Linked DNA regions of Mus musculus: all the other regions are linked to region 1. A link is a loop called in an ENCODE intact Hi-C map of the cell type or tissue named here. Cell type or tissue: heart. All regions are shown on one strand.

What was found. Hi-C counts contacts between places; a loop is a spot of excess contacts. Peaks named below come from ENCODE experiments on the same cell type or tissue, not always from the same donor. Only the 100,000 strongest peaks of a DNase experiment are listed, where the experiment ranks them.
Region 2: a loop joins it to region 1, with 2.4 times the contacts of the local background. A loop is called at or near these places in 7 of 42 quality-filtered maps.
Region 3: it touches region 1 in a loop (5-fold over the local background); 16 of 42 quality-filtered maps call a loop at or near these places.

What each region holds. Positions count from the first base shown.
Region 1 is chr2:31,022,243-31,030,242 of GRCm38, reverse strand. Usp20 (ubiquitin specific peptidase 20) reads right to left here. Exons shown (of 25, transcript NM_028846.5): 25 at 7,588-8,000. Fnbp1 (formin binding protein 1) reads left to right here. Exons shown (of 17, transcript NM_001177648.1): 17 at 1,360-4,037. The coding sequence ends at 1,367. Among named protein-coding and RNA genes, the nearest start is that of Gm39786, 30 kb to the right of the region's middle. In heart, no CTCF peak of the experiment used is centred here; DNase peaks (open chromatin) are centred at 4,542 and 5,412; H3K27ac peaks cover 1,937 bases.
Region 2 is chr2:31,169,190-31,177,189 of GRCm38, reverse strand. Gpr107 (G protein-coupled receptor 107) reads right to left here. Exons shown (of 18, transcript NM_178760.4): 5 at 5,109-5,248; 6 at 2,951-2,988; 7 at 236-292. Among named protein-coding and RNA genes, the nearest start is that of Gm22516, 17 kb to the left of the region's middle. In heart, CTCF peaks have their summits at 3,638 (motif pointing left) and 4,452 (motif pointing left); DNase peaks (open chromatin) are centred at 4,979 and 7,969; H3K27ac peaks cover 1,169 bases.
Region 3 is chr2:31,286,204-31,294,203 of GRCm38, reverse strand. It overlaps Ncs1 (neuronal calcium sensor 1), which reads right to left. Exons shown (of 8, transcript NM_019681.3): 7 at 6,801-6,917; 8 at 1-1,920. The coding sequence ends at 6,819. Among named protein-coding and RNA genes, the nearest start is that of Hmcn2, 24 kb to the left of the region's middle. In heart, no CTCF peak of the experiment used is centred here; no DNase peak of the experiment used is centred here.

The DNA.
Region 1 (8,000 bases):
GGACCATATCTGAGGTTAGCAGCCATGCAGGAGCCGCCCCCACTTAGCCTCTTCCACACCCTGCCCTCCTGCCTCCAACACCAGTGGGCCCAGCTGCTCTTCCCCAACTCCCAGAAACTCAAAGCACTTCTCAGATTTTTAAAAAATAACGCAAAGGCACTTTCTCTCTCTCTCTCTCTCTCTCTCTGGTATCAATGATGTGCCTAACCATTGCCAAACTCCTTAGACTCCTCCAACCCTTTGCCTTACGGTGGCTTTTGACATCACTTCCTGTTTGACCATGTCTGTGATCCTGCACAGCAGGATATATTTGTATATATTGCACTTTGGAACCTAGAAGGATGCCTTACGTAGTATTGTTTTATTTGTTATTCTTCTGCCTAACCACCTTTTTGTTTTTATAACTGCTGGGGAGGCCCCTGGACTCTTGCACTGTAGCTAGGTCCCCGGCTGGCTGCTGCGCACTTGACTTTATTGTAAACCCCTGGGCTCTGAGTAAGTCGTTTGAATATAGCCATCATGATTGCATCTTTCTATTCTTATCCTAAGAGAAAAGAATATTCTTATCTGTCGCCTTCCAGTTGTGCCCTCGTATCTGCCTCTCTAATAAATATTATTATTTTTCTCAGTGCTGTGTATTTTAAGTGATTTTTCTCTTTTTTGAGAACATTATTCTCTGTAATAACACTTTCATCTCTAGTACTGAGGACTTTTCAAGCCAAATACTTTTCCCCCTTGCAAATAATTGTGCCTCTCTTTCTTACCCCTCCTGTCCTGAGGGCTTGGAGCATCTGCTTTTCTTGCATCTTGTCTCCCTCTGGCGATGGAGAGCTTTCGCATTTAGTGAGGCCCTGGGCAGCCTTAGATTCCCCTCTCATCAAAGGTTCACCTTACTACAGAGACCTGTGGTCACAACGGGAGAGAGAATTTGCCCTTTAACTTCCTCACACCATCCTGAACCAAAAAAAAAAAAAAAGATTCAGTTTGTGAAGAAGATGAGCAAGTGGGAAACCTTATTAATCTTTTTTGGTCCAGAAATGGGGCCAGCTAAACATGGGAACTAAAAGGCCAGGGCTGTTGTGCCAGAGGATGGGAGGCAGAGACATGCGGATCCTGGGTTAAGTTCATCTTCAGCCATATAGAGAATTTGAGGTCACCCTAGACTACCTGAGAGCCTGTCTCCAAACAGAAGACGTAGCCTCGAAAGCTCCCCATGGCAGAGCCACTGTGGTAACCAATTACTTAAGCCCCTCCCTTCTCCACAAGGCAAGCAGTTTGCCAGCGGCAAACCGCCTGCCTCTCTCTCACCTGCTGCTTTTCCTAACTCAGGGTTTTCTCTTCTTTCTTTTTGTGCCGCAGGTTCCTAAAGGCGTGGTGCACATGGCCAGAGTCCCCCGAGAGCCTCCCGGGAGGGAGCCATCATCGTCCAGCCCGCTTGTCCCCACAGGCCTCCAGCACCACTCAGGCTGGCTGGGCAGCCTCCAGCCCACCTGCAGGCTGGGTCCCCATATCCTGCCTCCCCTTCTCCTTCACAGCATGTTCCTGTGGCTCCGCCAGTCCCTCTGCCTGTGTACGGCACGGGTGTTTCTCTCCTGCAGCCCCCCACGGGGGCTGTCCACTTTACTCTGCTCCCTTCCCACCCAGGCCACCAAGACAGCTGGGCATGTGCCCTGTGTCCCTGCTCCTTCCGGGCTCCCAGTCCACCTGCTCATCGCCTGGCCACTCCTTGCACATCTCACACTGTGCCTTTGTCAACTGTCACCCCTGGTTTCCTGGTGACTAACAAAATTCTGACAAGGAGGGCCAGTTGTGCATCAGGTGGACTGAGCACCCAGCTGTCATCCATGCGTCTCTTGGGACTCATCGTCAGATGTGTCCTTCATGTCCAGAGGCTGCTGCCTCAGGCCTTCCCTGTCATCCAGCACTGTTACCTTCCACACTCCATTCCAGGGGATCTAGAGTAGGACTGGGGCACCCAGCCCCCATTCACCCCCACTCTTGTTATAAACCATCTACATGGCCCTAATTCATATTGGAGTCCCAAATCCAGCTTGTGGGCCAGCCCCGCTGTCTTGTCTGTGTCTACCTTCTATGAGCGCTGCCTACCTGTTTGTGGTACCCTGTGATGGAGGGCCTCACAGCCACACTAGTTACTGTAAGGCGGGCCTGCGGAGTCCCATAAGTAGCATTTGAGGACTCTCCTCTGTTCCCACCAAAGACCTTGTGCCTCTTGTAGTCCCTCCAATGGCTCTGGCCACTGCTTCTTCATCGGATCCTGTTCTCCAGAAGCCCCAGAGAATGGATGGAGCTCGCTTTTGAAGCTGTTGCCCTCCTAGAGTGGTGGAGCTTGGGGGAGTACCGAGGTGGTCCTTCGCACCTTTGAGCCACTCTCTCCTTTCCTGGTACAGAAGTACTCAAGGCTTTGGCCACAAGCCCCTGTGAAGGGTGCCCCACAAGTATGAGCTTGAGGAGGTTGGCGTCTCCCTCTGGGCAGTTGGTAGCTTAGCATCAAGTCAGAGGATGAAAGACAGGGAAGTCTTACAAAACCAGAGACAGGGACAGAGAGGGCAGGTCCTCAGGGTTGGGCCTGTGCTTTGTCCACGGTTTGTGGAAGTGCTGACATCCATGCATTGGGGCCAGTATTACAGACATTTTGTGAGGTACCACCTCAGAGCAGAGGGGAGGGTACCAAGGTGGGGGAGCAGCTGACAAGGTGGGCCTGGCTTTGGGTTTCAAGAGCAAGCAAGGATTAGCTTCAGGCTTTCTTGGCCCCGCCTCCTCCCCGTAAGGCCAAGCCCGGCACACTGCCCTCTGCCCTCTGGGACCCCTGTGAGGCTGTTCAGGACTCACATGAGGAAGACCTAGGGGACAGTATGGAAGTCTGGTACCTAAGAGTCAGGGTCTCAGCGCTGACACAGTTAGTCTGACCTGTGGCCCAGGCAGTTTCGCTCCAGCAGGTTACCAGGCATCTAACTCCAGAACCTCTGACTTTCAGCAAGTTGGGCTGACCACAGCCCCCTCCAGAGTGTTTTTTATGGGTCTGTTCACAGATCTCATTAATGCATGAAGGACAAGGAAAGACTTGCCACAAAGGTAAAATGGAGAGGCTGCCAGTCTTCTTCAGATGACCTTTAAAGCCTGCGCCTGTCCCTGTGTCCCCTCACTTCTTTTTTAATTTCCTGTACTACCTTACATCCAGAAAGGATGGTGGATGAGCGTCTTCAGGCCGTTCTCTGAGAAAGTCGGTCTGCCGTGGACATCCTGTGGAACTGTACTGGCTCTGGGGGGAAGGGAATGCAGGATTTCCCCAGAAGCTCTACACTCCCTGTCCCCAGGACCCACTGCCTGTCACCCCTAGCTGCTAGTGTGCTGAGACAAGAATGACTCACTGTAAAAGAACCTGCCCTGCAGATGACTTAGAGATGGAAATAAAAGGAACGTGACATTTACCGCTTTTTTTTTTTCTATGCAGGACGTGAAGCTGCAATGGCCCCTCCCTCTAGGCTGAGCATGCTTATCCAGGGCCCCAGCCCAAACAACACACAGGGAGGCCATTAATGCCTTCTGGTGGCATCTGTAGTGAACGTAGAATGTCCACATGAAGTTAAAAAAAAAAAGTTCCGTTCCTGCCAGTATTTTTCCCAGAAATTGCCGTTTTGTGATTCCTTTTGATTTTGTGTCTGTATAACATCCAAAATGTCTCTAATACTGGCCCCAACTTCTCTTTTAACCTGACATCAAGCACCTTTTAAATCATGCGTGTGCAAGTTCGTGTATGTGTGTGTGTGCCTCTGTATGTGTGTGTGTGTGTGTGTGCGTGTGTGTGTGTGTGTGTGTGTGTGTGTGTGCGTGCTAATTCTAAGCCTTGAGGGCAGGGCACTGTTGGGAAGGCCCTCAGAGCTGTCAGGTCTTGGTCTTGCCTGTGACTCTGGAGGTGGAATTAAAACCAAACAAAGTGCTTTCAGTAGAGAGCACTCTTACCCATGTAATTAAATGTTAGTCCTTTCAATGTTAAATAAAGTATAACTTCTAGTGTACCTGGTTCTCTGTTGTATGAAGAAATGACGCTGGGCCTGGGGAGATGGCTTAGTGGGTAAAAAGCTGAGCACAGCAGGCGCCTGCCTGAACCCTCAACACTAGGGGGTGGCAGAAGCAGGTAGAGTTCTGTGAGTTCAAGGACAGCCAGGACACCCAAGGTTACACAGTGTGACCTGCCTCAAACAACTTAAGAAAGTGACAGAGAGCAATACCCAATGATAGTGATCTGGTCTCCTATATGTGTAAGTTGATGAAACACACCCATAAAAAATTGCACACACACACATACACACTCAGGGAGGGAAGGATTCTAGTCACAGAAGCTCCCAAGGCTGATGGCTGGCCTCTGGTCTTCTCTATCACTATGTAAACTCAAGAGGAGTCACTGTACCCAGGGAAAGGCTAGGGACCTCCTCATCTATAAATGTCACTTCCACGTCCTATCACAGTGACACATTGTGTCCAGGAATGGCAGGCATGTGGGGGAAGTAGTTCTGATGGGGGTGACTCCTTGGCAAGTGAGCATTTCCTTTTTTGCCCCTCCTCCTCCAGCTGGTTGGCCTCTGCCCTCAGGGATGCCAATGTGTGTGGGGGGAGTTTAAGCAAGGAGGACATGGTCACGGTCCACTTATGCCCCTCTTCCCGATGACTAGGCTAGATCTGTAAACCAGGTCAGCACTCTTTGAGTCTAAAGGACCACATGCAGGCCTGGAGTGTTGGCACACACCCTCAATTTCAGCACTCAGAAGGCAGAGACAGGAGGATCTCTGTGAATTCCAGGCCAGCGTGACTACATGGTGAGTTTCAGGCCAGCTAGGACTACATAGTCAGACCCTGTCTTAAAGCGGGTGGGTGGCACATGCCTGATACCCACTGGCTTGCCTGTTGGAGAGCAAGGTCCCACAGCTGGCTTTGAAAGACTGTAATACTCAGGAGGTAGACACAGGAGGGCCAGGGCCAGTTCAAGGCTGGTCTGGGCTAATAAATTACCATTCATCATAGGGACAATGTGCTGGAGAGTACCAGGTGACTGTTGCTAGCAAAAGATTAATTTTGGAAAGCCATTTCCAGAATGTTCTTTGAAGACTTGGTTGTTCCTTCAGAAAGGACTTTAGATCTGAACCAGGTATCTCTTTGGCTCTGACACTCTTAACAAAGCAGGTGACATGGCTCCAAACCAGGGAGTGGGCTGTAATTGCTATCCTGGTACTGGGGTTGCAGAGACGTTCTTAATTCACAAGATCAGAACAGTCACATGCTCTTGGGCTGGGTTTCTCCAAATACCAGCTCCAAATATTCTGGAAATACCAACTGGCCCAGGCACCCTCAGCGCCCCCTTGCCCTGGCCACACCCAGGCCCCAGGCGCCTTGGTGAGAGAATGTCGACCCCTAGTGGAAGAAAGCAGAACTGAAGTAGCATCCCTAAGTGACTATGGAGGAAGCCTAAGGGGCTGGGAAATCCCTCATCTCCCCTCTTCCCCTCCAGTATCAGCTTTGTGAGACCCCAAGTCACACTCTTAACTGCTGCTGCTGGGCAGTAGAATGGCTCAGGGGATGGAGGCAGCAGAGTCTTTGTGGCTCCCAAATCAGAGAATCAAAAGAAAGGACTCTCAAATTGCTGCTATCAAACATGAGCACTGTGTTCTGAGAAAGTAGGTGGTGGCTGGGCAGTGAATGTGGCAGCTGTAACCTGGGTTTTCAGGAGTTCCAGGCCAGCCTGGGCTACATAGCAGAACCCTGTTTCTGCAAAAAAATTAAAAGGTAGACTAAGCTTGGAGGGATAGATGTCTCCTGACTCTGCCCATCACTCAAAAAGAATCCTCATTTCCCTAGTCCCTGCAGTCCTTCCCTCTGGTGTCCAAATATGGGAAGACAACCAACCAGCGCCCAGTAGCCCCTCGGTGTCATATAAGGTACCCATTAGACTCCATCTGGAACATACTCGTCCCTGTCCAGTTGGTTTTTAGTGACATCAACTAGGGACAAACTGCCTTTGTCCTTAGAACCAGGCAGGCAGGAAGGATATTTCCAGTCCTGCAGTGTCCTGCTGGACAGTGCCCCAGAAAGGGACAGCACCAGTCTGTGCGGCCTCACACACACACACACACACACACACACACACACACACACACACACACCTCTCCATGTGAGGACCTCAAGGTTAGCTGCTCTATTTTCAGGGTCCAGGTTGGTACTGGTGCATCTATACCAATTTTCTCTGCTCCATTCTCCTGGTCCCGGAGAGAGAGGAAGCCTGATGCTAAAATTCTACTGATTTCTGGCTCAGAATTAGGTAGACTCAGGATGGTTGTCTTTGCCTTGGATCTAAAGCAGAACATGGACAGAAAGTACGCGCTTGCAGTCCATGCAACTTTGTGGACAGAACCGTAGACAATTAGAAATTGCATGGGTCCCCAAGGGCCAGCCACCTGCTCTGCAGTGATGGATGGTCACCTGCTTCCACAGAGAGGCACCGTCCTTCCCAGACTCCTCCTCAAAGAACCTGCCGTAGGGCTGGAAACTGGTCCCACCTCCCAGGCCCCAGGAACTTCTTCTGTGTCTCAGCTTGGGTAAATAGCTACCGACTAGTTGAGTTGCTAGATAGGTTCACCAGAGCATCTTAAGAGCTGAGTATTTATTTCAAGAAAACTACAGGTATATGTTGAGGCAAATCAGGGTCATTTCTAGCTTGCTCATTTTCCCACAGTTACCAAGCCCCTGAAATAACTCCAGACAGAATTTCACCTTGGGAAGCCCCCCACAGGTAGTAACTTGTTACATGTAAACAGAGGTGGGGCACAGGGACTCGTGTAGTCTAGACCGGCCTCCTCGTTTCATCAGGTGGCCAAGGTTGACCCTTCTGCCTCCTCCTGTAGTTTCTAACTCAAGCCGGTTCCACCAGTCCTGGATTAAGTGGTGGGGACTGAATCCATGCATATCAGATAGATGGATTCTCTATCAACAGAGGCATATTCCCAGTTCTAAAGGTGACTTTTTGTTTAGTGGACTTTTTGTTTGTTTTGAGATGAAGTCTATAGCCCAGGCTAGCCTCCAGCCCACTATGTAGCTGATCTTGAACTCCTGACCCTCCTCCCTCTGCCTTGCCAACGCTGGTCTAGAGATCATCATTGCTTCTGGCTTTGGGAAGGTTTTAACCTTGGTTTCTATTCTGTGCTCCTAAGCCCTTCAGTATGGCGGGACATCAATGGCCACAGTCAACTCTCCCACACAGAACTGATTAAACGTGGGACCCATAACAGGCTTGACCACTGAGTTACACCCCAAGTCCCTAACTGAATGCTTTTAAAGTGATACAAACTCTAATTCTTCTTCCCCCAGAAAGCAAATATAGATGGGACTGGAGTTGGGAAGCCAATATGTGGGATGTGCTGGCCACTAACACATCCCTGCTGGGCCCTCTGTGTGGTTGGTGGGTTGGTGGGGTAAAGATACAGTTGGTATTTCAAGTGTTCCACCAGCTCTTGCCAGAAGCTTCCACAGGGTCTCTGGCTGTGTTCATCACCACTGAAGGCAGACGCCACAGTGTCACAGTACAAGCTAGGGGCAGGAGAGGAACAAGTATTTATTGTGACATTCTGAACACAAACCAGACTGCGTCACAGTAGTGCAATGAGCTAAGGGCTCTACAACAGAGACTTCAAAAGATGGCAGCCAACAGGGCACGTCCCAGCAGCAGCCGGCCATGGACCCACTTGCCACCCACCACAGTGGGACACTGAACACCCAGGCCTTTGGGGATGAGCTGCTGGTACCCACTTCTGAAGAGACAGGTGGCCACTGGAGCCCTCTTGGTCCCAGGATCCCCCCCTCACCACTCCAGACTTAGCTTTGAACACCCTGCCCTGGAAGTTCGGTTAGGTTTCTCCAGGATCTCAGACATACATAGGACAATCTCTCTAGGCTCAGCAGGTCCAGGACACAGACCACATCTCAGAATTGGC
Region 2 (8,000 bases), 150 kb before region 1:
CCAGAGACCTAAGCTGAGTAGGGTTGGAATCTGGGCCTGTTACTTCACTGCACTTTCACAAGGTTTCCCAGGGTCAGAGGCTCAGAACTTAGTTAGCAGATGGAGTTAGCAGCCTAGTGGTGGGAGGGGGAGTGGTCCTGCAGCCCAAGGACCACACACAGGTAGTTATTGTCCCTATAACGAGGATACCAGTAGAGACTGGAGCTTTCTCATGGCAGGATGGAGTGAACCTTACCTGAAATGAGACCACCCCGTCATTCTTGTGAATTGAGAAGGATCGCTCTGTGATAGCCTGAAAAGACACACAACAGTGGCAGAAAACATGCTTAGGAAAATCAAAACTAATGGGGGTGGGGTGAAGAGAATGTTCAATGATTAAGAGCACTGGCTATTTTTTGTATTTATTTATTTTATATATGTGACTACATTGTAGTTTTGAGACACACCAGAAGAGGGCACTGGATCCTACTACAGATGGTTGTGAGCCACCATGTGGTTGCTGGGAATTGAACTCAGGACCTCTTGAAGAGCAGTCAGTGCTCTTAACCACTGAGCCATCTCTCCAGTCCTGAGCACTGGCTTTTTTTCCTTTTGGTTTTTTGAGACAGGGTTTCTCTGTATAGCCCTGGCTGTCCTGGAACTCACTTTGTAGACCAGGCTGGCCTCGAACTCAGAAATCTGCCTGCCTCTGCCTCCCGAGTGCTGGAATTAAAGGCGTGCGCCACCACGCCTGGCTGAGCACTGGCCATTTTACAGAGATTATGGGCTCAATTTCCAGACACAGCAGCTCGCAGGTGTCTGTAATTCCAATCCCAGAGGCTCTAATCCCTCTTCTGGCCTCCGGGTACTGAATCCATATGATACACATACACACCTGCAATGCAAACACTTAAAAAAGTAAAGCTAAGCCTTTAATCCCAGCACTTGGGAGGCAGAGGGGGGAAGCCAATGAGTTTGAGACCAGCCTAGTCTATCCGGCAAATTCCAGGATGGTCAGGGCTACACAGAGAAAACCCTGTGTGGAAAACACAAAAAACAAGAAACAAACAAAAATTAAAGCTAGTTATCTGGAGAGATGACTCAGTGGTTAAGAGCACTCGATGTCCTTGCAGAGAACCTGGATTTGCTTCCCAGTACCCACAGGATGATTTATAAACTCTCTAACGACAGCTCCAGAGGAGCCAACAGGATCTCTCCTGGCTAACATGGGCATAGACACACAAACGATGGGTATACATAGATGCAGGGAAACACTCACTGTGCTGACTAGTTTTACATCAACTTGGTACAAGCTAGAGTCACCTGAAAGGAGGGAAACTCAATTGAGAAAAGCCCCTCCAAAATCTGGTTTATATTTTCTTAATTAGTGATTGATGGGAGAGGGTCCAGCCCTTGTGGGTGGGGCCATCCCTGGGCTAGTGAGCCTGGGTTCTGTGAGACAGCAGGCTGAACAAGCAATGGGAGCAAACCAGTCAGGAGCTCCCTCCCCTCCATGGCCTCTGCATCATCTCCTGCCTCCAGGCTCCAGCTCTGCATGCGCTCCTGTCCTGACTTCCTTCAGTGATGGACAAGGATGCAGAAATGTGAGCCAAATGAACCCTTTCCTCTCCAGCTTGCTTTTGGTCATGGTGTTTCTTTATAGCAATAGTATCCCTAACTAGGGCAGCCATACACATAAAAGTAGGTTAAAGCTAACTAAAAAATCAAAACAAGGGGCTGGAGAGATGGCTCAGCAGTTAAGAGCACTGACTGCTCCTCCAGAGGTCCTGAGTTCAATTCCCAGCAACCACATGGTGGCTCACAACCATCCGTAATGGGATCTGATGCCCTCTTCTGGAGTGTCTGAAGACAGTGTACTCACATACATGAAATAAATAAATCTTTAAAAAAAAATCAAAACAAAACAAAAAGCCACCAAGTCTCTTCTTTAAGCACTGCTGACCTTCAAGAGCTCTCTGACAAGGCCACTCACTGTCTTTCCAGATAAATCTGAGATTCTGTCTCAGAGAAGGCAGCTCCCCTTTCCCATTTTCTTCCTCAGTTTCCTTCCTTCTTGGCTACTCTATAACTCCCTCCCTGGTCTTCCTGTGAGCACATCTCTACCTAAAGCTTTCGCAAGACCAAGGATGCTGCCCTGGGAAGAGCCAAACACCCTACCTACACTCTGCTTCTGACTCTAAACGGGAGCGCTGCCATTTGCAAAACGATTAATACCAAGCCATGGAAGAAAGCAGCTTCAAGCACACGGCAGTGAGAGACACTCTGATGGTTAAGCTGAACGAAGGCAATGCAAGAATACATCTGCATGGTTTTGTTTCTATAAGGCTCCCTAAAGCTGCCATCTACTGGACACAGGATGACAAAGGGGCAGGAGAAATCTTTGAGGTGATGAATACATCCACCATCTTTTGTTTGTTTGTTTGTTTGTTTTAAGATTTATTTATTATTATATGTAAGTACACTGTAGCTGTCTTCAGACACTCCAGAAGAGGGGGTCAGATTTTATTACGGGTGGTTGTGAGAGCCACCATGTGGTTTCTGGGATTTGAACTCAGGACCTTCGGAAGAGCAGTCAGTGCTCTTAACCACTGAGCGATCTCTCCAGCCCCACATTCACCATCTTGATTGACAGGGAAAATATATCTAACTGCCTCTGTAGACACAGGCAGTTTATTGTCACCCAATCACACCTTCACAATACTGTTAGAAGGAAGAAAATGAACAAGCAAGCAAAGCCAGCCCTGCTGTGTGCACCTGTAATCCTAGCTTTTAGAGGTGGAGGCAGAAGGCAGTTTGAAATGGTTTCGGTGTGTTGATGCTGTCTCTCCAAACACAAGCATGTATCATGTACACATATATGCACATGCATGCATACATACATACATACATACATACATGCAAGCACACACACACATCCAGAGAAGCTGACAGGATGGAGCTCTGTGCTTACCTTTGAGTCCACTGTACTTCGTCCAGCCTTGAAACCATCTAGAAGTACAAACATTGAGAGGTATCAGTGCCTCGCTCAGCTCACACACATCCATCACAGGCTCATTTTATGAGGCTCTAGCTTATCAATAAACCATCAACAAAACAAACAAATCTCAGGGCCTCCACTTCCTCCAGTCCCCAGAGATAATTACTGTGCCAAAGAAACAGCAAATCAAAGTGGTGTATACACTACAAATGTTGCTGCACCAATCCTAGCAGAACCAACAGGAAAGCCTCTTGTGTAAACAATGTGAATGGCAGAGATGCCACTCGGAACAACTTTCCGAGACATTTTAACAAGAATCTAACTGATGCGATTCACTTGGAGAAAAGCTCAGGATAGCCACATTTTCTGTGTGGCACGGGGATGACACCACACATTCAGCTTGTGCATGGTAAACTGACTCATCTGTCACTATTGTTTTTCTTAGTGCTGACCCCCTCCCCCCAGCAGTGTATTATGATTACTATGCAGAAAAATAACATGATTATATTTTAATTTAAAAGGCTTAGTAGTAGATGGCTGGGGAAGGATAAGAAGTTCAAGGTCATCATCAGCTACCTAGAGAACTCAAGGCTGGCTATGAGTTCAATTCCCAGCAACCACCTGGTGGCTCACAACCTTCTATAATGAGATCTGGCGCCCTCTTCTGGCACCAAATAGCTTTTTCATGGAACAGTGGGCACCTGCCTTGCTGTCCTGAGGACAGCTTCCTGGGGAAGGCAATTCAACCCTACTGCATGAAGAGGGTACTTGATGAACACAAGGGGTTTGGACAAGCAGAGCCAGAGTAGGCACAGAACAGCACTCTACACTCTAGTTCTTTCCTCTGACTCTTAATCTGCATCAGCTTTCAACAAATCAAGGGAAAAGTAAACAACGACGGAAGTGGTGAATGACCTCGAAAGAACGTGCAGGGGTCACCAATGGGACCGGGAGTTACTACAGCACAAGGATGTCGGGAGAGAGCTGCAGCCTCAGAGCAGCAGTCTGAGAACAGCAGTAAATGTCACACAAACCCCTCTCCCTAAAACATTGGAAAAGGAAAACCAAAATCCAACATGGTTTCTTCTGACTTTCATTTTAGCATTTCCCCCCAAACTTGGTCTCTCTTTGCTGCACAGGCCTCACCTTAACTGGGCACAGACTTTCTTCCTGCTTCAGCCTCCCAAGTTCTAGGACTGCAGACATGCTCAGTGTCCAGCATAAGCTGTTATGTTTCGCCTGCATTCTGACCTGATGTGCAGTGTCAATATTCTCAAAGGCAATTGTATCCTTGAGTCAGAGATCCCAGCTCTACTAACCATCTTAAAGACAATAGAACACATACCACAATTTTCCTTTTAAAAAAGACTCATCTTAGGGTTGAAGAGATGACTCAGTAGTTAAGAGTACTGGCTACTCTTCCAGAGGTCCTAAGTTCAATTCCCAGCAACCACATGGTGGCTCACAGCCACCTCTAATGAGATCTGGTGCCCTCTTCTGGTACACAGGCAGAACACATAATAAATAAACCTTTTTTTAAAAGACTCATCTTTATTTGCGTGTGTGTGTGTGTGTGTGTGTGTGTGTGTGTGTGTGTGTGTGTGCGTGCGCGCGCCTTGTGTATGGGTGCCTGTGGAGGCCAGAAGGGCTTTGGATCCCTTGGAACTGGGTTTTCAGGTTTCATGAAGCACCTGATGTGGATGTTGGGAGGTAAACTAGAGTCCTCTGCAAGGCAAGCAAGTTTTCTTAACTGCTGAGCCATCTCTCCAGTCTCTACAGTAAGTCCAATGCCACAGTACCTGGATAACAATGCCTGGAGATGATGATGTGTCACTTCAGGGAAAGGCTGAGGCTGAGCCTGTGTGAGAGTCACTTACTAGGACGGTAGCATGGAATCAAAGTAAAGCAACGGGCATGCACAGGCTGACGTGGGACAGAGCTCTGAGGCAGCATGTTCTATGCTGAGGAAATGAGCCAACCAGGAACAGTTACCAAAGTGCTGAGCCAGCATGAGGAGAGGCCTCTTTCCTCTCCCTTCTACTTGCTTCCTGTGTGGGCCCCAGCACAATGCTCAGACAATACAGACCAGGCTGCAGTTCTTGAAAACAAAATCTCTACAAAGCAAGCTTACCGAGGGTTCTCCGAGCCTCACTGTCTTTGGGGTTGGAGCTGACAGCAGGCTCCTGGCTCTGACTCAGGATTTTCTCATCCTTGCTGAAGACAATCTCTGGTAACTGCTTACCAGCTTCTGGTGGGGATCTGACCTTGACTCTACATCCATGGAAAACAGAAAGAAGCGTTCAGAGCAGCACTCCAGACTTTGCTTTAACACTGCTGTAGGCCCAGTTCAAGCCGTCTTTTTGTTTGTTTGTTTGTTTTGAAGACAAGGTTTCTGGCTGTTCTGGAACTAGCTCAGCAGACCACACTAGGCTCAAGCTCAAGAGAGCCACCTACTTTTACCTCCCAGCTGCTAGGATTAAAAGCATATGCCACCATGCCCAGCTCCAGCTCTGAGTCTGGCACCTTGTGCCACCCCTGCCACATCAGAGATGTAGATTCTGCCATCTACATTCTATGTTGCAACTGAAGTGCAGAAAAGGTAAACACTGGCCAAGGACCAGAGAGACCATGCAGGGACAAAGTGCTTGCCTAGTCTGTACATGGCCCAGACCCTGGCCCCAGCCCTGCCACCCCAAGCTAGGAAGCAGCTGAGTGAGGAGCCTGAGTCTCTCTCTAAGCCAGGGTAGTAGCAAATACATAATTATGCTGTTCACACATCCCTTAAGGATTCTTAGTGTGCTCAGAACATTGGTAAAGAGAAACAGAAGACACAGCTTCTATAATACAGTCAGGACAAGTCCAGGGACTGTGTGAGGAATTAGGGACACTACTAATTACTGGCCTAAAAGCCATTTCCTTCTTCTCCCTGTTTCAACAATTAATTATATGTTTGTGTGTGCATATGCAAGCGTATGTGTACTATATGCATGCAAGGTCCTGGGAAGGTTTCCAATCCCCCAGAGCTGAAGTAGCTCTAGGTGGTTGTGAGCCCCCCTGTGAATGCTGAGAGCCACACTTGGGTCCTCTGTAAGACTAATGAGTGCTCTTAATCACCAAGCCATCTATCTAGCACCCCACTCTTTTTTTCTTTTATAAGACAGAGTATTACTATGTAACCCTGGCCTGGAACTTACTGTGTAGACAAAGCTAGCCTCAAACTCAAAGAGATCTGTTGGCTTCTGTTTCCTGAGTGCTGCAATTAAAGATATGTGTCACCAGGAGCTGGAGAGATGGCTCAGTGGTTAAGAGCACTGACTGTTCTTCCAGAAGTCTTAGTTCAATTCCCAACAACCACATGGTGGCTCACAACCATCTGTAATGGGATCTGATGCCTTCTTCTGGTGTGTCTGAAGACAGTGTGTGTGTGTGTGTGTGTGTGTGTGTGTGTGTGTGTGTGTGTGTGTTCCTGAGAAGTGGACACTAAGAGTAGGAGAGCGGAGGTAAAAGGCATAAGGGTCCCTAATCAGTCTCTGCCACTGAGCTGCCCTTTCCTGAGCCTGCTGCCACCGAGGGCCTCCAGGTGAGGAGTCAATCCCCAGTTCATTCATTTTGCCACGCTCAGTCAGGCCCTTCTCTACCCAGTGCCAAACACCCTAACCTAGGAGACTGTCATCCTGACAGATGAAAGCAGAGGCAACCAGGGGTGGATGTCTTAGTGAAGCTCAGAGTAGTTCTATGACAAAGTGCTTCCTTTTTTAAGAGACTTCCTCACTGGAAGATTCCTCTTTCTGCTTCTGACCATGTGTATCTCGAAGTGGCCGCTCCGAGCTGCTAGCAGCTGGGTCTGACAACAACCTGGACACAGTACTCTTGGCTTGGAAGCCTTTGAAGTCTCCTCAGGAACTGCACACAGGGCCAGAGAGCTCGTTCACTGGGAAAAGCGCTGGTGCTGAAGTCTGACAACCTGACTTCAGCCCAGCAGCCCACACAGTGGAAGAAGAGATCTGACTCCCATAGAGTGCTCGCTGACCTCCATATGCTCTGACCAGCACCCACACAATAAATGAACGTAGACATGAGGGGAGTTACAGATAAGCTGGGATGGCTGGGCATGGAGATGCTTAGTTGGCAAAGGACTTGCCTCCAAATTATGCAGACCTGAATCTAATCCTCGTGTAGAAGTGGGCATTGTGGTGGGAAGGTGGAGACACGAGACTCCTGAAGTTTACTGGCCAACTAATCTAGGCAATTCAGCAAAGATACAGGCTCAGAGAGAGATTCTTCATCAAGAAAAAAATGGCAGAACCCTGGCCATGGTGGTGTACACCCTTTTCTTTGTTTGTTTGTTTGTTTGTTTCAGACAGGGTTTCTCTGTGTAGCCCTTGGTGTTCTGAAACTCACTCTATAGACGAAGCTGGCCTCGAACACACAGAGATCTGCCTCCTGAGTGAGTGCTAAGACTAATGAATTAATTAATGGTATGCACATCTTTAATCTCAGCGCTAGGGAGGCAGAGTCAGGCAGATCTCTGAGTTCAAGGCCAGCCTGGTCTACACCATGAGATCCTGCTCACGGGAGTGGGAGAATGGGGTATGATTGAGGAAGATACCCAACGTCATCTTCTGCTGCACTCCCCAAACATGAAACCCAGGCAGTGGCAGATGGAAATATATCTAACTTGAAAACACAAAATCCCCTAATTCATCTCAGTTCCAATGTGTTTATTAAAAGGACTGAGTTGTCAGACTCGTCACCAGTGACCTTTTTTTTTTTTAGTGCAAAAGGACAAAGGCCTTCACCTGTGCTCTGTAGTGGCCATCCCTCAAGGACAATCTCGTAAGTGACACTAGCACTGTGAGGCAGGAAAGGGACTGAGCCCTGGAGTTACACAGCCTCTTAGTGGCAGATGCTGCCTGGACCTTGTCCAGTTTCCTCCCTACCTCCTCTAATGTGTTCCCCACCAGTCACCTCGGATGCTAACACGGTGCTCATCACCATGCTCCTGCACGGGCCAGCCCTCTCC
Region 3 (8,000 bases), 260 kb before region 1:
GGCTAGCAATGGGCACAGCATGAGCAAAGGGTCTACCCAGGAAGAGGGAGTGTGCATGGACTAGCTAAGCATTCCCACCACAGGGATGGACAGGCAGCCAAAGCCACCTATTGATGGGGGACATCAATCCTCCAGGGGACAGCTGCTCATCCACAGGTCATTAGCAAGGAAGATTTTGGTCTCCCAGAAGTATGCTGGAGATTACAGGAGAGTCAGAGCAGAAGAAAAATCCGGGAACCAATTTCCCCCTCTCAATGGTGGGCAGAGAGGTTACACAAACTAGAAGCAAGAACTGTGAGCTTAGGTCTGCCTCTGCAGCTGAGAGGCTCACCCCGGAAAGCTCCCCAGGGTGAGGATGAGCCCAAAGGGACTCAAGAGTCTGGGAAATCCTAAAGAGGGGCTAAAGGGGGTGCCATCAGACACAGTCAGCCTCTGAGGCAGACCACACACTCCGGCAACCAAGGCTGTGCCCAGAGACTATATGAGGGTTGTACTGTCATTCATACGATCCTGTGCCCTCCAGACTAGAAAACCCAGCCATAGAACAGTGTCACAAACACAGGAACCCTAGCTCTGGGCTAAGAATCACACAAGATCAACAAAGCCAACCACCAGGCCTTCCAGCCCTGCTGATCGAGAAGGGAAAGACTACAAAGTCCCAGAGAAGCCATGGTTGCCCGCTCCTCCTGGTGACAAGTATGGAGCCATCTCTCTGGCTCTGGACCCAGTCCTGAGGACCAACAGGGCCTGGTGTTATCCTCCTACCCCTTCTTTCTCAGACTCCTGGTAGGGAAGAAGACTACTGCAAAAAGCAGTCAGGGCAGGAGAGCAGAGGGATTCACATGCCACACCTACCCAGCCTCTTAGCATCAGGGAGGCTGAGGCCAGCAGTTTGCAGGGAAACCCACTTCATACGCTCTCTACTGTGTGCCGGACACACTCTCCTAGCTCCTACTCTCAGAACAAGGCTCTCCATTTTCTTTCTGCTGTTAACATCAAATTTAAAGTTGCAAAATTAAAAAAAAAAAAAAAAAAAAAAAACCTCAAGTTTGTTTTTGAAAAAAAGTGTTATGGATTCCAAGGAGAGCAGAGGCGAGGGGTGGGGACTCCAGGGCAGAAGCTGGGGGAACAGTACATTAGCCATTTAGCAATGCCCACCTTCCCCTCTCCAAAAATGGGGCACAGTATCTGAGAAAAAAAAAAGAGGAAAAGATTTTTGGCTTCTTGGCCGCTGCAGGCCACCATCCTCCCAAGTGAGGCAGGCAGGTGGATGAGGGTGTGCACATGTAAACGGAGGCCCAGCATCCTGGGAGTTTCAGACACACAAGGTAGCAGCAAGAGTTAACAACCAATAAATAAAAGGTTCGATTATATATGAGTATAAAAAAAACCCTCAGTTTCTCCACAAAACGCACAATACTGTTATCACGTGAGCCACTGCCACTAACACCCTTGCTGCCAGCAGCCTCACTGGCCCTGGTCACCACCACTTCAGGGGACCAGGCAGAGACTGAGTTCTCTGAGACAGAGGCCTTCTCCCAATGGTCAGTATCCTTTAGAACAGAAGGTAGTTTGTTTTCTTTTACAATGTCCGTTTGAAATAAAAAAAGAAAGCACACAGGCCGGACAGCAGGAAGAATGGGGTGGCTGCCGAGGGAGACAGCCGGGCGCTCAGTTTTGCAGAGGGCTGGAGCCTTTCCGTTTCGGTTTGTCGTTGTTTTGGACAAGCGGAGGTTGTTGACGATTGGAACCAGTGGCTTCAGGCGGCAGGTGGATGCAGGGCAGGGGGGAAGAGAACCAGGGCCTGGAGGCTCAAGGGCGGCTGGCTTTGTGGAGATGAGGAAGGCTGGGTGGGCACAGGGGCGGTGTCAGGCTGCGGTGGCCTCATGGCACAGAAAGAGGCTAGTGGTTCCCACACATCTGCAAGACAGAGGGAGACAGGATGTGTTAACTGTTAGCTGTGGTGGCTGAGTGTCTGTTAGGGCCCAGCTTCTCGACTCCAGGCTACAAACTTATTTGGGCTTGGAAAAGGGAAAGTGATGATAACGAATGAAAGATCTATAAATGTGCCACAACCAAAAAATTAACTTGATACCACTGATGGCATGAGTCTGAGGCGCTTTGGTGACTCTCATCCGTGGGATATCTCCTAACTTGACTGCCGCCTCGATTCAGAGCACACTATCCATGAACCAATGCCTTTCTCATGACGTCACAGCACACACCAACGCTGCCTGAAACAGCTTCAGGCTTAAGATGCGTGTGTTATGAATTATAGCGTTTTTTTTTTCTTTCTGTTTACTGCATCTATACATTTTTCTGTTCTTACAGAAACATCACAGGTTAATTACAGAAAAATAAAAGCAATAAAATTATATGCACAACAAAAACTGCCTTTTAAAATACAATTCTTTATGATTTATTAGCTGTATGTGTTTGATTTAATGTTTATTTTGTATACTTGCATACCAAAAGTTATGTCAAAGTTTCTCAGTGAAAAGATGGATCACAAGCAAAGAAAGTGTGAGAAGCTAAAGGACACTAGAGGGCGCTAGAGGGGGGCTAGAGGGCGCTAGAGGGCGCTAGAGGGCAAGTCGGCATTCAGGGCTGGAAATCCTGAAAAATGCATGGTGTTGATTCACCACAGATTCTTCATATCTATCCCTGGGAAATAAATAAGATGTTCACCATGGCAGACTCCTTAATAGTGAAGGACCGACCTGAGTGTCCAATATCAGGGAACTGGTCGGATAAAATATTTACAGCCATTAAAACCACTGACAGGGCAAGTCACTAAGGACACATCAGAAGCAGGATGCGGATGCGCTCGTCTTCTGCCCATGAGGACGGTCATTATACATTGGAAGGAAAACATGAATGTCAACAAGAGCATGGGGAAATCGGTGTCCTTGCACCTTGACAGTGGGGACGTAAAATGGGAGGAAATAGCGTCTGAGGCTGACCTGCCTGTGTCAGGTGACATACACACCAACATGTCCTAAAATGGCTTTGATTTACAGCTCCAAATGTTTTATAAGGTTACTTATGAAACTTGATGAAACTGGCTCTTCATCAGAATCTGGGGTAACCTAACCCTGTGTTCCTGGACCGCGCTGTCTCACATTTTTTGGTTTTAGAATAGACTATTTCTTTTCCCCTTTAAGCTTAGAGCTGTGTTTTTTGTCAACAGCAAAAAGATACAAACACAGGGCTGAAGATGTGGCTTGGCAGAAGAGTACAACAAGACTCTTGTCGCAAACAAACAAGCAAACATTATGGAATAAATTATGGCCCACAGTATGATAGGATAGACCTGGGAAGCGCACTAAAAAGAATCCAGTCTCAAAAGGACATTTCAAAATAGATAAGTCCAGAGACAGAGAGCAGAATGGCTGGCAGGGAGAAGCTGGGCAGAGCCTGACTTCAGAGACGCCAATCTGTTAGAACCAGGAGGAGGTGGCAGGCACATAACACTATGAATACATACTAAATGCCAGTGAAGTGTTCAGTGTGCATGTGTGTGTGTGTATCAGTGTATGTGCGTGTGTGCATGCGTGTGCCTGTGTGTGAGTGTGTGCGCGCTCTAAGGATTAAAACGAGAGCCTCTCACATCCCGGCGAGTACTCCCATACCACGACATCACCACCTCTGTGTTTTTTATGTTAAGACCAAATCTGTTATTCAATTGTCCAGGCAGGTCTTGAACTCAAGACTCCTGCCTCAGCCTCTGAACAACTGAGATGACAGTGACGATGGGGATGACAGTGATAAGACAGCAGAGACAAGGAGGCAACAGGCCTACACCACCGGGCCTGGCAGAACTGCCCACTTTAAAATGGTTCCTTCCGTACTGAGTTCCCCTCCCAGACTCTCTTATAAAAAGCCCAGAACCTTCCCTGGAACCAGTCAGCCTCTCAGCCATGCTGATATGGAATAACGGGCGTCCCAGAGGCCTCCTGATTGGACAGCTGCAGAATCCTGCTCCAGGGCAGCGGGCTTCTTGATCTGTGGGGGTCAGACAGCAATTTGCTTTCTCTTAGGCATGGGAACTGGAGAAAGGAGGCATTTAATGGTGTTCCTAGAAGGAAGTAGGAAGTCCCCACAGAGACTGTACTGACTGGCTCGTTTCATGTCAACTTAACACAAGCCAGAGTGGCCCGAGAGGAGGGGCAGCTTCAACTGAGAGAACGGCTCCGTAAGACCAGGCTGAGGCAAGCCTGTGGAGCACTTTGGTAGCTAGTAATTAATGGATCGTGGTGGCTCGTACCATCCCTGTGCTGGTGGTCGTGGGTTCTGTAAGAAAGCAGGTGGAACAAACAATGGGGAACAAGCCAGTAAGCAGCACCCTCCATGGCCTCTGCCTCAGCTCCTGCTGCCAGGCTCCTGCCCTGTGTGAGTTCCTGTTCCTTCAATGAGGAACAGCGGAGGTGTAAGCCAGGTAAACCCTTCCCTCCCCAGGTTGGTCGTGGCATTTCCTCGCAGGAATAGTAACCCTGACTAAGGCAGTGGGAGAACAGGCAGGACGCGGTGCTCAGGAGTAAAGGGAGGAAGTGGATGGGGCAGGGCTGATGCAGTCTTGGCTCCCCTTCCTGTCAGCCCCTGTGATCTGCAAACCTTTCTGACCTGTACTCTTGCTACAACTCAAACACTACCCATCTCTCACTGACAAGCTTGTTGTTGCTTTGAAATGTGATCTTATATTGTTGCCCAGGCTGGACCGAAACTCTTGTGTAGTCCAGGCTGGCCTGAAGCTCCCAAGTAGCCCAGGCTGGCCTGAAGCTCCCAAGTAGCCCAGGCTGGCCTTAGATTGGAATGAGGCTAACCCTCACCCCTCAGCCTCTTGAATGCTGAGATTACAGGTGTGAGACTACACACCCACAGGAAGCTCTTACTGAAATGTAACTCCTGGAGGATGATGGACACAGCGGTACATCTGCTGCTAGAAAGATGTAAATACCTTTAAATCCATTTCATATTGATGGAGTTTTTAAACGTCATCGGCTACCTTTGAAGGGTGTCAGGAAAACAATTAATTCGGGGCTTGAGAGATGGCTCATTTGGCAAAGTTCCTGTCAAGCAAGCATGAGACCCCATCGGGTTCGATCCCCAGCCACCGTGTGAGAGAGGAGCTTGACGGCATGAGGGCGCTGAGGAGCGGGAGCCACACAGATGCCCGGGGCTTGCTGGCCAGTCAGCCTAGCCTAACTGACGAGCTCCAGGCTCAGTGAGGAATGTGGATCTCAGAGGACGATACCCGATGCCAGCCTATGGCCACACATACACACAAGGGCATGCACACAAAACCACTCATTTTGGAAAGCGATGAAGAGAAAGGAGCAAGTGTAGCTGTTCAAATCTGGCTATCAAGGTCACCAAATCACAGTCAGACTCAAGTTCCCAGCAGCGTGTGGCTTGTTCTCTGGGCTCAGGGAAGGCGGTGGGGCGCACAGCAGGCTGTCCTCTGGCTTCTGTGCTCATGCATGAGCAGACACACAGTAAACAAATAAGTATAACGCTTTAAAAATGAGCCAGGGGCTGGAGAGATGGCTCAGCAAGTAAGAGCACTGACTGCTCTTCCTAAGGTCCTGAGTTCAAATCCCAGCAACCACATGGTGGCTGACAATCATCTGTAATGAGATCTGACGCCCTCTCCTGGTGTGTCTGAAGACAGCTACAATGTACTTAGATATAATCAGTGTACTCATATACAATTAATTAATTAATAAATAAAATGAGCCAGGCAGTGGTGGTGCACGCCATTAGCCCCCAAAATCGTGAGGCAGAGGCAGGTAGATCTCTGAGTGTAAGGCCAGCCTGGTCTACATGAGTTCCAGGACAGCCAGACCATGCAAAACAAAAACAAAAACAAAAAACCCTGTCTTTAAAAAAACCAAATAATTAAATAAATAAAAATAAATAATAATTCTGGCTACTGTAACTATGTCTAGGTCAGATGGGCAAGTTTAGGAAGTAAACGTTTAATTTATCACATTACTTTCAATGAAGTTTTCTTTGCAAGCATCAATTGTAATGTCTTGTTCATACGAAAGTGTTTCTGTGTAAAGTAATATTGATAGAGGGGCTGCAGAGATGGCTCTGTGGCTCAGGGTGCTGGCTGATCTTCCAGAGGACTCAGGTTCAGTTCCCAGTACCACACCAGTGTCTCACAACGGCCCCTGGCCTCAGCTCTGGGAGATCTCATGCCACTTCTGGCTCCTAAAGGTACATGCACCCATGCACACACACACACACACACACACACACACACACATGCACTCATACACACACACACACACACACACCCATACACACACACACATGCACTCATACACACACACATGCACCCATACACACACACACACGCACACACAAACACACACACACACACACACACGCACCCATACACCCATACACACACACACATGCACCCATACACACACACACACACACACACATGCACCCATACACACACACACACACACACGCACCCCCCCACACACACACACACAAATGTTTTAAGTAATGTTAATGGAAGCTTCAAAATGGAGCTCAGACTTTTGTGCTGGAGAAGGGAGAGAGTATCCTGTCCCTCTGCCCTCTGGCCCCCTACTGCCAAGTCTTCCATCTGCCTTCAACCCAGGAAAATTTCTTTTCAAGCTTACCAGAGGCTGGATTTGGGCTTACCCAGAGTTGTGCCTGACTTGAAGACTCCCGGGAACCCTGAAGACACAGAGAATACTATGCCTGTCCTGTGGGTGGGTTGTCACCCCCAGCACTGCCTCAGGACCCTTCCAACTCACCACAGCTCTGGGCCTGGACTATACCAGCCCATCGTAGAGGGACAGCGCCTGCACAATGGAGGGATCAGCCTTGGAGCCTTCCTGGAACTCCTGAAGAGTCAGCTTCCCATCAGCATTCTGCAAACAAGAGAGGTAGGTGGCTTAAGGTGACCATCCACCTTCTGGGACAGTCTGCCCATGGATGGTCTCAGTAGAACTTCCTGAATCTAAGTGGGTCTTCAGAGGAGTCGAGCAGACAGCATCAGACACCTGACACATGTCTCTCAGTACCCCATCTGGGGACCAGGGAGAGACACGGTGACAGGTCTGAGGAACTTAGAGACACCTGCGATTCTGGGCTTTCCATCAGTCAAAGTGACAGTACCATCTCATCTCCTGCTCTGTAGCTAGGCTCAGTGCCACAGGCCTATGCTCTCCACCATGTGGAAGACTGGAGCAGGAAGATCGTGACTTCAAAGCCTTGGGCTATATGGTGAGTTCAAGGCCAAACTGGACAACTTACAGACCCTGGAACATACAGACAGAGCTGGTGTGGAGGGCAGGGATTGGGAGTGGGTATCTCAGTGGCAGAGCACTTGTCGAGATCTTATCTCAGTTCCCAGCTTAAAAAAATGTCCAATACCAGGGGCAAAGGTTTGCCAAACATGCGTGAGGACCTGAGTTTGATCCCCAGCAACCATGTCAAAATGCCAGGAGCGGTGGCATCGAGCTGTAACCTCAGGGAGGTAGACACAGGATGGACCTCGTGTCTCACTGGCTGGCCAGCCTAGCAAAATCAGTGAGTCCCAAGACCCAGTGAGATATCCCAGTAGGTGAACTTCTGGGGAAGGGTACCCAAGGCTGACTCCTGACTCATACGTGTGCATGAGTGTGCATGCAGGCAGGTCACATACAGTGGTCAGTCCTTAGGCCTAATGCTCCATGTGTTTCCCCGGGGTCTCTTGAAAGCCAGGTCACATAAAGTCCCAGGAATTCTGAGAGGGAGCCGAATTGGAACTTGGGCCTCAGACACCATCCACACACTTCCAGCCCCTGGGAAGGCAACACAGGTGGCACGGCCAGTCTTGTGATGGCTAAGAGCCTATCTGTGTGATGCCCCCTGCTCCCACTAAGACATCAAGTCTTCAGGGTCGCCCTACAAAGGAGGAAGGAGCTGCATCTATCCCCTGCAGTCCGACAAGGGAACTGGCTTAGGGTCAC